Regions from separate parts of the Homo sapiens genome. Here region 1 is linked to region 2. Evidence: read pairs that join two places in POLR2A ChIA-PET (ENCODE). Cell type or tissue: PC-9. All regions are shown on one strand. Each heading gives the region's core, and the rest is flanking DNA. Links, peaks and the distances in the headings are about the cores only. Region 1 overlaps THRAP3 (thyroid hormone receptor associated protein 3). Region 2 overlaps COL8A2 (collagen type VIII alpha 2 chain).

What was found. Peaks named below come from ENCODE experiments on the same cell type or tissue, not always from the same donor. Only the 100,000 strongest peaks of a DNase experiment are listed, where the experiment ranks them.
Region 1: POLR2A ChIA-PET joins it to region 2 with 5 read pairs; 7 of 35 experiments call an interaction of 5 or more read pairs at or near these places.

The regions. Positions count from the first base shown.
Region 1 is chr1:36,242,747-36,252,176 of GRCh38, forward strand. The region is part of intron 1 of THRAP3 (thyroid hormone receptor associated protein 3); the gene reads left to right. Among named protein-coding and RNA genes, the nearest start is that of THRAP3, 23 kb to the left of the region's middle. RefSeq lists enhancers at 5,582-5,876, 5,642-5,936. In PC-9, for the core only: no CTCF peak of the experiment used is centred there; a DNase peak (open chromatin) is centred at 5,765; H3K27ac peaks cover 2,500 bases.
Region 2 is chr1:36,107,730-36,117,159 of GRCh38, forward strand. It overlaps COL8A2 (collagen type VIII alpha 2 chain), which reads right to left. Exons shown (of 4, transcript NM_005202.4): 2 at 7,979-8,023. Among named protein-coding and RNA genes, the nearest start is that of COL8A2, 13 kb to the right of the region's middle. RefSeq lists enhancers at 6,260-7,200, 7,201-8,141. In PC-9, for the core only: no CTCF peak of the experiment used is centred there; no DNase peak of the experiment used is centred there.

The DNA of each region.
Region 1 (9,430 bases), core at 4,410-6,909, 140 kb after region 2:
ACCCTCTGTTTTGATTTTCTAAGGCATATAGATAGATTTGTCAGTCTTTACCTTTATGGTTTGTACTTATAGAATTTTGTTTGAAATCCTTCCTCACCCTGAATTCATACAGATATTCTCTTCTGTTTTCTTCTAAAAATTTTAAAGCTTTTCACAGTTAGTGTTTTTTTTTAATTGCTTATTTTATTTTATTTTGAGATAGACTGGGCATGGTGGCTTGCACATGTAATCCCACCACTTTGGGAGGCTGAGGCAGGAGGATTGCTATGATCATGCCACTGCATTCCAGCCTGGGTGACAGTAAGACCCCATCTCTAAAAACAAAAATAGAATGCTGATTGTGGCAAGCTGCTAATGTTGCTTATAAGTGGTTTGGGAATAAGATGCATTTTGTGAGGAACTTTCTTTTTTTTTTTTTTTTTTTTTTGCTCTGAGCCCAAATGAGGGTTTCTTTTTATTTTTTTATTTTTATTGATCATTCTTGGGTGTTTCTTGCAGAGGGGGATTTGGCAGGGTCACAGGACAATAGTGGAGGGAAGGTCAGCAGATAAACAAGTGAACAAAGGTCTCTAGTTTTCCTAGGCAGAGGACCCTGCGGCCTTCCGCAGTGTTTGTGTCCCTGGGTACTTGAGATTAGGGAGTGGTGATGACTCTTAAGGAGCATGCTGCCTTCAAGCATCTGTTTAACAAAGCACATCTTGCACCGCCCTTAATCCATTCAACCCTGAGTGGATACAGCACATGTTTCAGAGAGCACAGGGTTGGGGGCAAGGTCACAGATCAACAGGATCCCAAGGCAGAAGAACTTCTCTTAGCACAGAACAAAATGAAAAGTCTCCCATGTCTACCTCCTTCTACACAGACACGGCAACCATCCGACTTCTCAATCCTTTCCCCACCCTTCGCCCCCTTCTATTCCACAAAACCGCCATTGTCATCATGGCCCGTTCTCAATGAGCCGCTGGGCACACCTCCCAGACGGGGCGGTGGCCGGGCAGAGGGGCTCCTCACTTCCCAGTAGGGGCGGCCGGGCAGAGGCGCCCCTCACCTCCCGGACGGGCGGCTGGCCAGGCGGGGGGCTGACCCCCACACCTCCCTCCCGGACGGGGCGGCTGGCCGGGTGGGGGGCTGACCCCCCCACCTCCCTCCCAGACGGGGCGGCTGGCCGGGCGGGGGGCTGACCCCCCCACCTCCCTCCCGGATGGGGCGGCTGGCGGGCGGGGGGCTGAACCCCCCACCTCCCTCCCGGACGGGGCGGCTGGCCGGGCGGGGGGCTGACCCCCCCACCTCCCTCCCGGACGGGGCGGCTGGCCGGGCAGAGGGGCTCCTTGTGAGCTTGTGAGGAACTTTCTACTTAAGAATGACCAAGTGGCCTTGTGGGAAGGAAGAGGGTTGCCATTTGTTAATGGTGTTTATAAATTGCTATTGGATTAGTATAAGCTGCAAAGCAGCTACTAATTTATTTTCTTTAACTAGGAGAATCATAATATGGACATTTTGGATAGGCATCTTTTTAATTTTCTAAAGATTTCCAAAATTGGTAATGTTATTTCTAATTAGGAAGTTTGGTTGAAAATAAGTTTCTGAACTCTGTGTCAAATCTAGTAGCTACTTCCAATTTGTAATTAAAAAAAGAAAAAGTCTTCAAAGGTTGAATGTGCCTTCATGGATTCTCCAGCATGAGCAAACTGAAGTATCCAAAACTGAATTAAAAATTTCATCTAAATTATACCTTCTTCTTAGCTTTACTATACTTAGTGTCAAACTGATTTCTTAGATTTCGTAGTCACTTAGTTTTGAAACCTTGATTCCTTTCCTCTTCGTCACTTCTACGTCTAGTCAGTTATTTGTTGAATGCCATGTATGTGTAAAGCAGTTTCAGATTTCACTCCTGTGAGTTCTATTTCCATTGCTATTGGATGCCTAGTGAGGAAAGCTCCTTTTCTCATATCTACCTGTACAATTTTACTTGTGGGTTTTTTTTTTTTTTGAGACAGAGTCTCGCTCTGTTGCCAGGCTGGAGTGCAGTGGCGCAATCTCAGCTCACTGCAACCTCCGACTCCCTGGTTCAAGCAATTTTCCTGCCTCAGCCTCCTGAGTAGCTGGGATTACAGGCACACGCCACCACGCCCAGCTAATTTTGTTTTGTATTTTTAGTAGAGACGGGGTTTCATGATGTTGGCCAGGATGGTCTCAAACTCCTGACCTCGTGATCCACCCGCCTCGGCCTCCCAAAGTGCTGGGATTACAGGCGTGAGCCACCACGCCTGGCCAGAGCCAGGTTAACTACTAAGTCTTCCTCCTGAAAACCTTACTTTGTTCCTCTAGTTGTAAGTGGCCTTTGCCATTGTACCACTCTGGTGGTGCTGAGTTCTGACATGTATTATATAGATCTCTGCATGTGACACCCCCATCCCAATCTTTTTTTTTTTTTTTTTGAGACAGAATCTCACTCTGTTGCCCGGTCTGGAGTGCACTGGCACAATCTTGGTTCACTGCAACCTCCATATCCCAGGTTCAAGCGATTCTCCTGCCTCAACCTCCTGAGTAACTGGGATTACAGGCCTGCGCCATCACACCCGGCTAATTTTTTTGTATTTTTAGTAGAGACGGGGTTTCACCATTTTGGCCAGGCTGGTCTCGAACTCCTGACCTCAGGTGATCTCCCCACCTCAGCCTCCCAGAGTGCTGGGATTTTAGATGTGAGCCACCACGCCTGGGTCCTTTCCCCAATCTTACAGGTAAACAAACTCCTTAAAGACCTTAAATATGATAGGTGCATGTCTTGCTGACTGAATGATTCTGTTCCAGGGTCTGTTCACCTCAAATGTGATAGCTTCCTAACTTTGTCTTGCCCATCCTGATCCATCCCCTTATCCCAACAGTTTGCCTGCTTAGAAACATGCAGTGGCTTCCCATTTGCAGAGATAAAGTTTACTTTTCTTTTTACTTGGCATTTGAGGCTAGCTATGTTTTGGTTCTTCCCCTGGGTAAATGTGTCTCTCATTCCTTGTCTCTTGATCATTGCATTTTAATAGCCCTTGAACAGTTATATTTGCTTTTCCAGCTAGGACTTTTTATTTTTCGCTACTTCCTCCCCACACCCACCAAAATCACGTATTTTTCAGTCAGTAGCAATTTTGAATAAATTTAAGATTATAGTACATCTGATAATAAGAGGTAACCTGAGTGCATATCTGTGCTTACAGTCGTTCTAAGTACATTCCATGTATTAACCATTTAATTATTCCCTACAATCCTAGGGGGAGGTATGATTATAATCTGCATTTTACAGATGTAAGTGAGGCAAGGAAAGATGAAACAGATCCAGGATTGCACAGCTAGTAAAGGGGATAGAGCTGGATTCAATCCCAGAGTCTGGTTGTAGAGCATGTAAATCTTTGTCCATTTTTTCATGGAACTCCAAGGCACCTGGGGCTGGCAGACTGGTGCATGAGAGGATAAACAGTATTATATCTGTGAGAATTTCAAGCACAGTATATAGGAATATGTATAGAGTAAGACCTTGTCATTGGAGAAAAGTGGAGCGATCTTGGCTCACTGCAACCTCTGCCTCCTGGGTTCAAGCAATTCTCCTGCCTCAGCCTCCTAAGTAGCTGGGACTTCAGTTGCACACCACCATGCCAAGCTAATTTTTGTATCTTTAGTAGAGACGGGGTTTCACCATGTTGGCCAGACTGGTCCCGAACTCCTGATCTCAAGTTATCTCTCCGCCTTGGCGTCCCAAGGTGCTGGGATTACAGGTGTGAGCGACTGTGCCCAGCCTTTTTCTTTTTAAAAAATAAATAACATGGGCCGAGTGCGGTGGCTCACACCTGTAATCCCAGCACTTTGGGAGGCTGAAGCAGGCAGATCACGAGGTCAGGAAATCGAGACCATCCTGGCTAACATGGTGAAACCCTGTCTCTACTAAAAATACAAAAAATTAGCCGGGAGTGGTGGCCGGCACTTGTAGTCCCAGCTGCTCGGGAGGCTGAGGCAGGAGAATGGCGTGAACCCAGGAGGCGGAGCTTGCAGTGAGTGGAGATCGTGCCACTGCACTCCAGCCTGGGCGACAGAGTGAGACTCTGTCTCAAATAAATAAATAAATAAATAAATAAAATTACAGGCATAACTGCATATTTATCAAAATTGTATCAACGGTTCTTTTTCTAATTCTCTGAAAAAATTGATAATATACATTGTTCACATTATAACTTTTGCAAAAATATTGAGGGCTTCAGTTTTCTCAAGGGCCTTTCTTAGTCTTTTTTAAAAAATTACTTTTTTGGCCGGGTGCAGTGGCCCACGCCTGTAATCCCAGCACTTTGGGAGGCTGAGGCGGGCGGATCACGAGGTCAGGAGTTCCAGACCAGCCTGGTCAACATGGTGAAACCCTGTTTCTACTAAAGATACAAAAATTAGCTGTGTGTGGTGGTGGGCGCCTGTAATCCCAGCTACTCGAGAGACTGAGGCAGGAGAAGCTCTTGAACCTGGGAGGCACAGGTTGCAGTGAGCTGAGATGGAGTCACTGCACTCCAGCCTGGGCGACAGAGCGAGACTCCGTCTCAAAAAGACAAATTAACTTTTTTTTTTGAGTTGGAGTCTAGCTCTGTCGTCCAGGCTGGAGTGCAGTGGCGTGATCTTGGCTCACTGCAACCTCGGCCTCGTAGGTTCAAGCTATTCTCCCACCTCAGCCTCCTCAGTGACTGGGATTACAGGCGTGTGCCACCATACCCCACTAATTTTTTGTATTTTTAGTAAAGATGGGGTTTTACCATGTTGGCCAAGCTGGTTTTGAACTCCTGACCTCAAGTGATCCACCCGCCTCAGCCTCCCAAAGTGTTGGGATTACAGGTGTGAGCCACCACACCCAGCCTTAAAAATTAACTTTTAATTGTCAAGTATGATATACAAGAAATATGTGTACATTGTGGAATGGTTAAATCTAGCTAATCAACATATGTATTGCCTCATTTTTTTTGTGTGGTGAGAACACTTAAAATCTCTCTTGGCGATCTTTGAATATACAGTACATTATTATTTACTGCACTTACCATGTTGCCCAACTTATTCCTCTTAACTGAAATTTTGTATCTTTTGACCACATCTCCCATCTTCATCTTTTTTTTTTTTTTTTTTTTGGGAGATGGAGTCTTGCTCTGTCACCCCGCCCAGGCTGGAGTGCAGTGGCACGATCTTGGCTCACTGCAACCTCCACCTCCCAGGTTCAAGCGATTTTCCTGCCTCAGCCCCCCGAGTAGCTGGGATTACAGGCACACGCCACCATGCATGGCTAATTGTTGTATTTTTAGTAGAGACAGGGTTTCACCATGTTGGCCAAGCTGGTCTTGAACTCCAGACCTCAGGTGATCCGCCCACTTTGGCCTACCAAAGTGCTGGGATTACAGGCATGAGCCACGGTGCCCAGCCTCCTTCATCTTTTAATATTTAAAAAAATTATTCTTTTCTTTCAGGCCTTCATTTTTGTTCATCTCCTCAGTTGTTAACTGGTCTGACCCTGCCATATCTTTATTTGTTGGTGGCTTTGACTGAGTTTTGAATACTTTTATTGTAGAGATGGGGGTCTTGGTTTGTTGTCCAGGCTAGTCTCGAACTCCTAGCCTCAAGTGATCCTTCTACCTTGGCCTTCCTAAGTGTTGGATTGCAGGCCAGACCCATTGCACCCAGCCTCAGCCTCTTTTTTTTTTTTTTTTTTGTGAGACAGTTTTGCTTTGTCACCTAGTCTGGAGTACAGTGGTGCAATCATGACTCACTGCAGCCTTGACCTCCTGGGCCCAAGCGATTCTCAGCCTCCCGAGTAGCTAGGACTACAGGCATGCTTTATTTTTTTGTAGAGACAGTCTCATTTTATGGCCCAGGCTGGTCTTGAACTCCTGGCTTCCAGCATTTTATATTTCTTTGTATCCTCTGTAGTTGTGCTAGTTTCAGTAAATTCTTATGTATGTGAGGGCTCACTTGATTTATACTTGTGTCTTCACTGTTGCCATGCTTGCTCAGATGTTTATTATCTTGGGGCTCAAACTTACCTATTGAGCAAACATGATGAAATCTACCATGTACCAGGCATTGCGTTAGGTGTTGGAGGAGATACAAGATAAATATAAGGCACAGTCCCTATTCTTTTTCTTTCTTTCTTTTTTTTTTTTGGAGACAGTGTCTTGCTCTGTTTCCCAGGCTGGAGTGCAGTGGCGTGATCCTCAGCTCACTGCAGCCTCTTTCTCCTGGGTTCAAATGATTCTCCTGAGTAGCTGGGACTGTAGGCATGCACCACCACATCTGGCTAGTTTTTGTATTTTTAGTAGAGATGGGGTTTCACCATGTTAGCCAGGCTGGTCTCAAACTCCAGACCACAGGCTGTCCACCTGGGCCTCCCAAAGTGCTGGGATACAGGTGCAAGCCACCGCACCCAGCCAGCACAGTCCCTTTTTTTTTTTTTTTTTTGAGATGGAGTCTCGCTCTCGCCCAGGCTGGAATGCAGTGGCGCAAGCTCCGCTCACTGCAAGCTCTGCCTCCCAGGTTCATGCCATTCTCCTGCCTTGGCCTCCCGAGTAGCTGGGACCACAGGTGCCCGCCACCACACCTTGCTAATTTTTTGTATTTTTAGTAGAGACAGGGTTTCACCGTGTTAGCCAGGATGATCTCCATCTCCTGACCTCGTGATCCACCTGCCTCTGCCTCCCAAAGTGCTGAGATTACAGGCGTGAGCCACTGCCCCCAGCCCCACAGTCCCTATTCTTAAGGGACCTTCATGTTTAGTGGGAGAGACAGTTAATTACAATACAGGATGATAAGGGCAATAGTAGAACCTGGAATGAGATGCTCACTGACTCCTTCTGGAGAATTAGGGGAAGGTTTTACAAGAATTTACATTTGAGCTGTTGCTGGAAGGTTTCGAATAAGCGAAGCAGGTGGTGAGTGTGTGTGTGTGTGTGTGTGTGTGTGTGTGTGTGGTGGAGGTTGAGACAGGAGTGGTGGTTTGGTGAGAGGAGGCTATTCAAGGCAGTGGGACGAGCATGTCTAATGGTGTGGAACAGGAAAGTTCATTCTAAAAATGTAGTTTGATTAAGGGTAGAAGCATAGGAGTCAGTGGTAGAAGGTGGAGCGAGTAGAGCAGGATTGCAGTGTGCTTGTATTGAATTTTATGCAGTAAGCAGGAAGGACCTTTAATTGGAGGAATGACATGATCATATTTGTGACAGGTTATTCTGGCATCAAATTTGGTCTCTTGTTTATAGACGAAAGCAATCTAGAGAAGTTGGTTATCCTGGTGTAACGCCTTGGGTTAAATGGGTTATTAATCAAGTTTGGATGAAAATTTTTACAAAATTCGGCAATTACATAAGGTAGACTCTGGATATATTATCGACATTTCCAACTCTAAAATTAATAATTTTTTACTGACTGAAATTTCCTTCCAAATAGGCCCTTAGTGAATTAGGCATACTTTTTTTTTTTTTTTTTGAGACAAAGATTTGCTCTGTCGCCCAGGCTGGAGGGCAGTGGCGCGATCTCAGCTCACTGCAACCTCCGCCTCCCGGGTTCAAGCAATTCTTCTGCCTCAGCCTCCCAAGTAGCTGGTACTACAGGCGCCCGCCACCACACCCAGCTAACTTTTGTATTTTTAGTAGAGACCAGGTTTCACTATGTTGGCCGGGATGGTCTGGATCTCCTGACCTTGTGATCCGCCCGCCTTGGTCTCCCAAAGTTCTGGGATTACAGGCGGTATATTCTTATAATCAGAGATTTAGCATCCTCTGTGTTCTCTAGTAGAGTACAATTTAGCCACGTAATAGTGAGATTATTTAGGAATGTTTTCTAAGACTGACTTTATAAGACACATTAAAAAAATATACCTTAGAGGCTGGGCACAGTGGCCCACGCCTGTAATCCCAGCACTTTGGGAGGCTGAAGCGGGCGGATCACTTGAGGGCGGGAGTTCGAGACCAGCCTGGCCAACATGGCGAAACCCAATCTGTACTAAAAATACAGAAAATTAGTTGGGCGTGGTGGTGCGCGCCTGTAATCCCATCTATTGGCGCAATCTCAGCTCACTGCAACCTCCACCTCCTGGGCTCAAGCGATTCTTGTGCCTCAGCCTACTGAGTGGCTGGGACTGTAGGCGTGTGCCACCACGCCCAGCTAATTTTTGTATTTTTAGTAGAGATGGGGTTTTACCATGTTGGTCAGGCTGGTCTTGAACTCCTAAGCTCAAGTGATCCGCCCACCTTGGCCTTCCAAAGTGCTGAGATTACAGGTGAGTCACCGCACCTGGCCTGAATGTTCTTAATGTCACTGAACTGTACATATAAAAATGGTTAAAATGGGCAGTTGTATGTTATGGCACTGGAGATATAAAAAGGAATTTGATCTGATACCTGCCCTCAAGGAGTAGTTTACTTTAGTAGTAGTGCATGACCACTGGTTTTCAAGGAAATAGAGGCTCAAGTGATAAGGAAATGCTGGTAGCTTATAAAAGTTTTGTAATGTGATAAAAAGATAAGTTCTGGGAAAGTAGTCATTATGAGTTCTTGACAGTTCAGTCTGATCTACTGGACCGGGATAACTCAGATGGGAAAGTTACTTTTCCCCAACCTCTCTGCACAGCCCGAGAGCATGAGTTTAAAAACCATTGGTCTAGGTAGAAACGTTCAGGTGCATCAGTTGGCATGTTTGATTCCTCTCTGTGTTGTACATTGAGACCTTGAGGCACAGAATGATAGGGTTATTTAAGGAGCAGACTCATTCAACCTGGAATTAGGCATAGGCTTGGGTTTGTCGTTGACAGAGCCTACTGCTCTTTTTACAGGTTTTCAAGATGGAATTAGTGTCTTATGTTCCGAGTTTGCTATAAAGCTAAATTCTGAATTCGCATGAGAATGTAATTGTTTAATGACCACATGACTACCCAAACCAGCTTGTTGAAGTCGTGTCTTTTCACTGTCATTTTGATACTGGCCCAATTAACAATATTTATTGAGTACTCCTTTGTGCCAAGCACTTTTCTGAGAACTTTATACATATATTAATTTATTCGGTGTTCAACAACACTGTGAAGTAGGAACAGTTTTATAGATAAGGGACCACAGATAGTGAGATTTAATTAAGTCACTTATCCGGGGTCTCACAACTAGTAGTTGGTGGAGTTGGGAATCAAACATAGGCTTCAGAGCCAGATGTGCTCTTATTATTTATTGAGGAGTTCAGTTGCTTTGGAAATTGCTTTGGGATGACTAATTACTGACTTTTATTTGTTTTACTATGAGTTGCTGGGCATAAATATTAAAAAATATCAGTTCCTACCATTTGGGAGTCTTACAGTTTTGAGAATTACTATTCATGAGGGTTTATTTTTATTTTTATTTATTTATTTTTGAGACGGAGTTTTGCTCTTGTTGCCCAGGCTGGA
Region 2 (9,430 bases), core at 3,841-6,340:
CCATCAGAGCCACAGGGGCCTGGGCACCTCTGAGCCCCCTGCCCACCTGCCTCCTTTTCACTGCAATCCCTGCCCCCTGACCTCCCCTGCTTCCTGCACACATGCCGGGCCTCCCTGGGGCTCTCTGGCCTCTGTACATTCTGCCCTCTCGACACCTGGGAAACTGGCTGGACGCCTCCCTTGAGGCCTGCCGATACCCACGGGTCCCCGTCATCGCTCTTGTTTCCCCCCGTAGCTCTCCACCTCTTTCCACCACGCTCCCCCACTCTGCCCTGTACAGGGCTTGGCTGGCACACAGTGATGCTCCAGTGTTTGATGAACTCAATTCACCATCAAATTTAAAGGACACACCAATAACACACTCAGTCCTTTCCTCAGCTTTGCACAGATAAATGTCACATTCACCCAGGGAGTCCATTCCCCAGGTCCAAGGGGCTCATCTGGGCTAGAACGGGAAAAGCAAGGAACATTCACATGGCCTCAATCATAGGACCTCAACTAAGAACCATGTGCTCTGGGATTAGAGGTGTGCAGGGGAGGACACTTCATCTGTGTGTTCCTTGCTCTCCCCATGGGGAACAGTGGCCAAGCAGGGCCGTCAAGGGTCAGGGGCTGGGCCCTGAGGCTCAAGCCTGGCTCTGCCCACGACTGGCTGTGTGACCCTGGGTAAGCCATCACCCTCTCTGGTGACCCCTTGGGAAATGAAGGTAGAAAGACGGCAGGGCTGGCAGGGGCACGGAGCCCGAGGTGGGACGCACACAGGAGACGCTGATTCAGAGGACGGCGCAGTGGCGGCCTCGGGTAGATGCAGTGTTTGGACAGCTGCAAGTCCTTAACGGGGATTTCCCCCCTTTTCAGCAAATCCCCATAAAACAGCATTCTGTCCAAGTCAGCATTTTGTGGCAGCCCGGGCCTCCTCCCAGGGAGGCCAAGGAGACCGGCTGGGAGTGGGGAGTGCTCTGGGATCTTTCAGACCAGTGGTGGCAGAGTGGCGGTGGTGTGCAGCAAATGGGCCCCAGCAGAAATAATTGGCAAGAAGCAGACCCCTTCACTGCTCCCAGAAATGCCTGAAGAGGGGAAAGGACATTAGCTAGCAGGGACCCTTCCCAGCAGTCCTGGTCTCCGAAAGAGTCCTTTCCTAGAGGCGACCAGCAGAGGAGGGCTATGTGGTAGCATGGAATTGAAAGACCTGCCCACTCTCCCATCCCATTTCACAGGTGAGCGATCAGAGGTCTCAATAAAAAAGGGGGGCCTGAGAGTTGGTGCCTCAGGACCCCAGGCACCCGCTAGGTTCCCAACGGACCGGCAGACCCCCACAGGGTGGGTGGATGAAACGCAGCCCTGCGCAGGCCCCTACTGCTCCAAGCCCCCCACCCACCCCAGACAGAGCAACTGCAGCTGAGGGAGCGGTGGGGGCACTCAGGCAGCCCCAGGGCCTGGCCAAACCACAGGTATGTTATGAGACGCTTCCTGTTGTGGAGACATTGCTGTGGGATCCGGCTGCCCTGCTTGCTCACCCGCCCCGCGCTGCTCTCTCCTTGCTCCCCAGCCTTGCTCTCTGCGCTCTTGCTGGGTCTCTACTCCTGACTCCTCTCTCCCCTCCTCCTTCTGGCTCTGTCTCTGTCATCACAACAGGTGAACAGCACTTCTGGCTCAGGCCCTCCCTATCAGGGACCCATCCCTGAGACCTCTAAGGCCCTCCTAGTTCCAGGCAGCCCCTGGACTCCTGTTTCAGCACAGCTACTTACCAGCTGGGTGATCTTGGATGGGTCACTTAAACACTCTGAACCTCAGTGTCCTCATCTGCAAAAGGATTAACTCAGGGGCTGCTCTGCCTATGGAGTAACCACTCTTTTTTTTTTTTTTTCTTTTGAGACAGAGCCAGGCTGGAGTGCAGTGGCACGATCTCAGCTCACTGCAACCTCCGCCTTCCAGGTTCAAGTGATTCTCCTGCCTCAACCTCCTGAATAGCTGGGACTACAGGCACACACCACCACGCCCAGCTAATTTTTGTATTTTTAGTAGAGACGGGGTTTCTACTAAACGGGGTTTCTACTAGGTAGACACCATGTTGTCTAGGATGGTCTCAATCTCTTGACCTTGTGATCCGCCTGCCTTGGCTTCCCAAACTGTTGGGATTACAGGTGTAAGCCACTGCGCCAGGCCTTGGAGTAACCACTCTTTTTATTCCTTTACTTCCTTTTTTTTTTTTTTTTTTGAGACGGAGTCTTGCTCTGTTGCCCAGACTGGAGTGCAGTGGCGCGATCTCGACTCACTGCAAGCTCCACCACCTAGGTTCACGCCATTCTCCTGCCTCAGCCTCCCTAGTAGCTGGGACTACAGGGGCCCGCCACCACGCCCGGCTAATTTCTTTTTGTATTTTTAGTAGAGAGGGAGTTTCACCATGTTAGCCAGGATTGTCTCGATCTCCTGACCTCGTGATCCACCCGCCTCGGCCTCCCAAAGTGCTGGGATTACAGGCGTGAGCCACCGCGCCAGGCCTATTCCTTTACTGTCTTAATGAGCTTGCTCTCATTTAAAAAAAAAAAAAAAAAGGATTAACTGAGATGATCTAAGCCACCAGTCCCTCCATGTGTGCTGCCCAACTTGCTACCCTGATGACCTGGAAGTCCTCTCTTCACTCTAATTTCAATTCATCCTGCTGCAAAGCAACTTCTTTCCTCCATCTCTTCAAAAGCTCAGGTTACTTGCTGCCAAAGGTCAGGATCTTGTAAAGTGAACTTTTTTTTTTTGAGATGGAGTCTCACTTTCTCACCCAAGCTGGAGTGCAGTGATCTCACCCAAGCTGGAGTGCAGTGATGAGATCTTGGCTCACTGGAGCCTCCACCTCCTGAGTGTAAGCATTTCTCCTGCATCAGCCTCCCGTGTGGCTGGGATTACAGGGGTACACACCATCACACCCAGCTATTTTTTGTATGTTTAGTAGAGATGGGGTTTCACCATGTTGGTCAGGCTGGTCTCGAACGCCTGACCTCAAGTGATCCACCTGCCTCGGCCTCCCAAAATGCTGGGATTATAGGCATGAGCAACCGTGCCTGGCCTATAAAATAAACTTCTAAAGTCAATTTTCTGGCTTTCTTGACCTTTTCCCCAACCATTCCTGAGATGAAACTGACCAGGGGCCACAAAGCCTGCTCAGGACTAGGAATGAGTTATGGACCTTGGGGAGGAGCAGAGGAACCCTCCTCACCCTTTGGGCATGACACCCAGCCCAACTGCCCAGCTTGGCAGCTCCAGACTTCTCCAGGGTTCCTGAGCCCCACCTGCCCCACTACTCTCCCAGCTGGTAGAAACTGGGGAGCCCTTTCCCATCCTCCTTTCCTGAATCTCGGAAGAAGGAGCAAGGCCCAGGCCCCTCCACACCTCTTCCTCGGGGGCCCCTCACTGTCTGCCATTGCTGCCCTTGCCCCCAGTCTCCAGCCTCTCCATCCATATGTCCACACGGGCCTGACCCCTCCCCAGCCACCCTCATCACTCCCCAGCCCTTCTCAGCCAAGCCTCCTGAAAGAATGCTCTCCACCCTCAGGCCCCACTCACTCCCCCTCCACCCTCTCACCTCGGGGTGCTCCACCTTGTCACTCTGCTCTTCTCCTTCTTTGAAAAGCTCCTCCTCAGAATCTTCTCTGCCCACTTCCTCTGCCCACTCTCCAGACCCAGGCTTGCCCAAGGAGCTGGCTCAGGCCTCATCTCTTCTCTCTGGATGTTTCTCCTATAGTGTCTAGCTCCCACCAGCTCCCACAGTGCCAACTCCATCACCGAGGACTCCCACATCTGTCTCCAACTACGATGTCTCCCCTGAGCCATTTTTTTTTTTTTTGAGACAGTCTGCTCTGTCACCCAGGCTGGAGTTCAGTGGTGTACATGACCACAGCTCACTGCAGCTTCAGACTCTTGGGTTCAAGCCATCCTCTTGTCTCAGCCTCCTGAGCAGCTGGGACTACAGGTGTAAGCCACCACGCTGGACTAATTTTTAAGTTTTTTAAGAGACAGGGTCTTGCCACGTTGCCCAGGCTGCTCTAGAGAACTACTGGGCTCAAGTGATCCTCCCACCTCAGCTTCCCAACTGAGCCTCAGACTCTTGTGTTCAACTATCAGCCGAGCATGTCCCCTGGCTGTCCCTCAGAGATCCCACCCAAACTGCTATCATTACCTTCTCCCTCATTACATGCTTCTCCCCAGCCCAAGTGCCCTGTACCTCCAGGTGCCAAGGCCAAAAATCTGAGCATCACTTCTGTTGTTGTTTATTTAATTAATTTGTTTATTTATTTTTTTAGACGGAGTCTCGCTCTGTTGCCCAGGCTGGAGTGCAGTGACGCGATCTTGGCTCACTGCAAACTCCGCCTCCCAGGTTCACGCCATTCTCCTGCCTCAGCCTCCCGAGTAGCTGGGACTACAGGCGCCTGCCACCACGCCCGGCTATTTTTTTGTATTTTCAGTAGAGACGGGGTTTCACCATGTTATCCAGGATGGTCTCGATCTCCTGACCTCATGATCCGCCCGCCTCGGCCTCCCAAAGTGCTGGGATTACAGGCCTGAGCCACCGCGCCCGGCCTATTTTTGTTTTAAGGGTGAACATCACTTCTGACCCTCCTTTCTTACAGGAAACCCTCTATGCCTTGGTGTACCCCTCTTTTCAGCCAACTCAGCTCCTACTCATCACCTTTCTTGGGTGCCTTTGTACAGTAGCCAACCTGCACAACTGTACATGACATCTCTCTTCCTTTCCCCCAAACTTCCAACCTTATCCTGTGGACTCTGCCTGCTCTATTTCTCTCACTTCTGTTCCTTCCCCTGCTTTCCCACAGCCTCACCCTAAGGCAGACCTTGTATTCCCCCAAAACTCAGCCCAGCACCTGGCACACCCCCGTCACTAAGTAAAAGTGTGTTAAATGGCCACATTCTCTCCTGGATGATCATAAAAGTCTCTCACCCAGTCCCCCAGCCCCACTTTCTCTCTGTTTTCTCAACATAGCCTATGGAGACTCCCACAATGCTTCTAACACTTTAGGCTGCATCTGGATGACTGGGACAGCCTATCACCATGCAGGTTCTGGGGCCCCATCGAGATTCGGTTGGTGTGGGATAGGGGCCAACATCTGCCTCTCTAGCGAGCTCCCAGAGGACGCTGACCCTGCCCGTCTGTGAGCCACACGTTGGCACAGTTCTGCCCATGGCTGTCCCCTGCTCTGGATTTTCCAGTGGCTTCCTGGACAAATTCCATGTTATTCTGCAATTCACATGGCTTCCTGGAGGAGGAGGCATGCTTTAGACTCAGTAGAATGTGGACCAGTTAGGAAGGAGGGGGTAGAGAGATGGATGTTGAGCCCAGCAAAGCCCTGAGGTCACGTTTGGAGGCACACACTCTAGGTCTAAGAGTCACGGGGGTAAGGAGAGGGCCAGGGACCAGCTCAACGCAGGAGCCACCGGAGTGTGTGCTGTGCCCTCTGCATCCCTCAGTCCATCGCTGTGTGTCACTGAACCCAGGCCTTTGCCTCCTGTGTGTCTCTGACATCTCTGTCTCTGTGCGTCTCTCTCATCCTGTCTCTGTATCACTATCCCACCTATCCACCCATCTCTGACACTGTTTGTCCTTCTCTGTCCTCTCCCATGTCCTGTGCCTAGGTCACTTTCTGGGTTCCAGGCTCTGTAAATCTCTAGCTGTTGGTCATTGGGTGGGACCCTTGGGAAGGCCAGCACTGACAGTCCACACCTGCTCCTGTTAACGTCAGGTCTGGGTCTGACTTCCCTGGACAATGCCTGAGCAGCTCCGCGAGGTCTGGGAAGGGACTTGGCGGGGGGTCCAGTGCCCACGAGCTGAGCTCTCTATCTACTGTGCAGATAAGGACTGCCCCAAAGCCAAAGAGGAGCTCAGAATCTGGGAGCTGGAGGGTGGAGGGAGGTGGCCAGATCAGGGCAGGACTGCCTGGGGGCCACCTTCTCACCCAGGTTGAAGGCAGGAGAGGAGGGCTGCCACCTGCCCACCTGGTCTGCCCTACCAGACTTCAGTTCCACCTAACAGTCCCAACATCCCTCACCCCTGCAAGTGAGGCTCCCAGACCACAAGTGGCCTCAGTTTCAGAAGTAGCATCGGAAGGAGGCTTGAAGGAGAGATCAGAGTTCAACAGGCCCACGGGGGCAGGTGATGGTGGGACGGTCCAAGCTGAAATCAGAGCAAATGACTGGATGAGGAAGGCTTCCAGGGTAGGGGGGCAACCAAGGAGCAGTGAACCTGGGGCTCTGGAACTCGGGAGAGAGACATGGGCTAGAGGTAAAAATACAGGTTCGTGGCTGGGCGCGGTGGCTCATGCCTGTAATCCCAGCACTTTGGGAGGCTGAGGCAGGCAGATCATGAGGTCAGGAGATCAAGACTATCCTGGCTAACATGGTGAAACCCCATCTCTACTAAAAATACAAAAAAATTAGCTGGGCGTGGTAGAGGGCGCCTATAGTCCCAGCTACTCGGGAGGCTGAGGAAGGAGAATGGCGGGAACCTGGGAGGCGGAGCTTGCAGTGAGCCAAGATCGCACCACTGCACTCTAACCTGGGCGACAGAGCGAGACTCCATCTCAAAAAAAAAAAAAAAAAATACAGGTTCGTTGGCGGGGTTGCTGCAGCCTGGAGGAGGCCCACGGATTCCCCCTTGGGGAACACGCCTACATTTAGGGAGTGAGTGGAGCCCACCACAGCCCTGGGCTCCTCCCCCAACACACTAGGATCCAGACAACCCAGACGTCTCACTGCCTCCCTGTCCCTGCCTTTTCCTGCATGATCCTCTCTGCTGGGTTGCCCTTTCTACCTTTCTCCTCCATGGAAACATATTAGTTCTCATTTAAGACCCAGCTCAAAAGCCTCCTCCTCCAAGCAGCCTTCCCTGCCTCCCTCAGGCAGAACAGCTCCTTCTGGGCACCCACCTGCATGAAAGCACCTCTTCCCCACCCACACCTCCCTCCTGCCTGAGGCGGGCACAGGGCATGTGCTCGATGAAGCCTGTAGCCTGGGGGCTCCAGGTCCAGGCCTCTGAAAAACCCACCTCCCTTGTCCAGCCAAGCCCTCAGGTGGCTTATCACAGGGCCACTTTCTCTTTGTTGCTCTTCCTGAGTCCTTCTTGGTTCTGGGCTGGAGGGGGCTTGGACCGAACTCCCTCCTGCAGGTGACCAAGCCCCTGGCCTCTGCCCATCTCTGAGTCTAGGTTCTCCGCTGCTTCCCTAGGGAGGAGCATCTCAGAATAACAAAGTGCCCAGGAAGGTAAGAACAGCCGGGCAGGGGCAGATGGACTAGAAAAGGCCCGGCAGTGGGCAGACCTGAGGGCAGCCATGTACCCTCAGGCAGGTAGCCAGGCAGCTGGCCCTTCCCCACCCAGGGGCTCCGGCCTCAGCTGGGGCCGTCGCTTGCCTCCCAGCAGAGGCCTTGAGCTTCTGATGGGAACTGGACATCCGAGGGCCCCTACAGACCCAGCCACCCCCAGGCCTCAGGCAGGGGCAGGCGGGGCCTCCTCAGCCTCCAATCCCTCACCTTCTGGTTCGCATTTGCAGCCTTTTCCGGAGCGCCACCCGCCACCCGCTGCCTCCCCACGCCTGCCAAGATTCCTGGGCCTCTGCGGCTACCCTGCGTGGTGGCGGCAGCAGCGGCAGCAGGAGGGGCTGGGCTGGGCAGGGAGGGGGCCTGGCGGGAGCACAGCCAGGCCACTGCACCCAGGCTGGGCCAAGCAAACACGGCCCCGCCAAGGAGCCAGGCGAAATAGTTCACAAATGAGAAAAAGCTGCTTCCGAGTTGGGCCAGGGTTTTAAAGCCCGGGCTGCAGGGAGCTGAGGTCACATACAAAAGGGGTGGCTCACAGGACTCTCTGGGCCTGGGAGGGGCTTCCGGTGCAGCAGGAGGGAGTGAGGTTAGACAGCAATGAACACAGGCCTCATCTGGCCTGAGATATCAGAAAACCCCATCCCCAAACCTAGCTTACCTTTCAGGTCGGAGGGGCCTGGGAAGGTTCCAGCAGAGGCAGGGCCTGAGGATGAACAAGAGAAACAGTGAGGCTATGGGGCAGTGGCTCAAGCTTGTAATCCCAGCACTTTGGGAGGCTAAGGTGGGAAGACTGCTTGAGCCCAGGAGTTTGAGACCAGCCTGGGCAACATAGGGAGACATTGTCTGTACTAAAAATTTTAAAAAATTAGCTGGGCATGATGGTGCACGCCTATAGTCCCAGCTACTTAGGAGGCTGAGGTGGGTGGTATTGCTTGAGCCCAGGAGTTCAAGACTGCAGTAAGCTATGATTGCACCACTGCACTCCTGAGACAGGGCAAGACTCTGTCTCAAAAAAAAAAAAAAGGAGGAACAGTGAGACGATGACATCAGGAGCCTGGGAAGCCTCCTGCCCTAACCCACAGCCACACCAGTGCCTGCCCCGGGCTTCTTACCAGAACCCCCTGCTGGAAACCCGGCCCCAGTCTCAGTCTCTCTTCTCAGTTCCCTCCTCCCCTGAGGGAAGCAGGGTATGTGCCCCATACTCCACAACTCCATTCATTCAGTGCACACTTAGCAATACCCACGGGGTGCCTGGCCCTGGATTCAAGGAGTTCCTACTGTCCTAGGGCCCAGGCTGAGGATGCCCCTTCTGTGTCCCGGGTTCCCATGCTGGAGAAGTCCCTCCCATATGTCAGCTCTGGTTTGGGGTGGCCCCTACTTTGGGTTAGGATCCCTGCTGGGGAAGCTTCTACTATGTGGAGGACCCAAGCCTGGGTCATGGACCACAGAAATGGTTCAACCCCATACCCTGCCCTGCCTTGCCCTGAAGGGCTGGGGGCATCAGACAAGCGGTCATCACACAATTGGCAAAGATCTCTGGGCTGTGGGAGCATGAAGCAGGGAATACTGCCGACTTAAGCTTCCCCTGAAGGCTTCATGGAGAAAGGGACACTGCAGCTGGGTCCTGAAGGATGAGTCGGAGTCTGAAAGGCAGATGAGGTGATAGAAGGAATTTCAGGTAGTAATATACAGGGAAGGTCCAGAAGTGCTGTGGGATGGGGAGGCTGGGGCAACATGGTGAGGAAATCTGAATGCCATGCTTGCATTTCTCTGGAGAGCAATGGGGAGCCATGGAGGGTTATTTAGTGGGGGAAGTGATGTGGTCAGAGCCCTGGATGGCTAGGTCCCCATTTCTGCCTCAATCAGGTGTGGTGCCAGGATCTAACAAAAGTCGTAGTCCAGGTCACATAGCTGTACGCAGAGGATCCAGAGCTAAAGTCCAGACCCAGACATGACTCCGGGGTAGATGGGGAGGGGATGCCCAGCCAGCCCACCTGGCAGGGAGGCCTGCAGGCCGCGTCACTCTCTCCCCCAGCTGCTTGCTTGCCTCTGCCTGCTCCCATGGAAACTCTGACATCCAGTCCTGTCTGTAGCTGCACAAGCAGCCAGA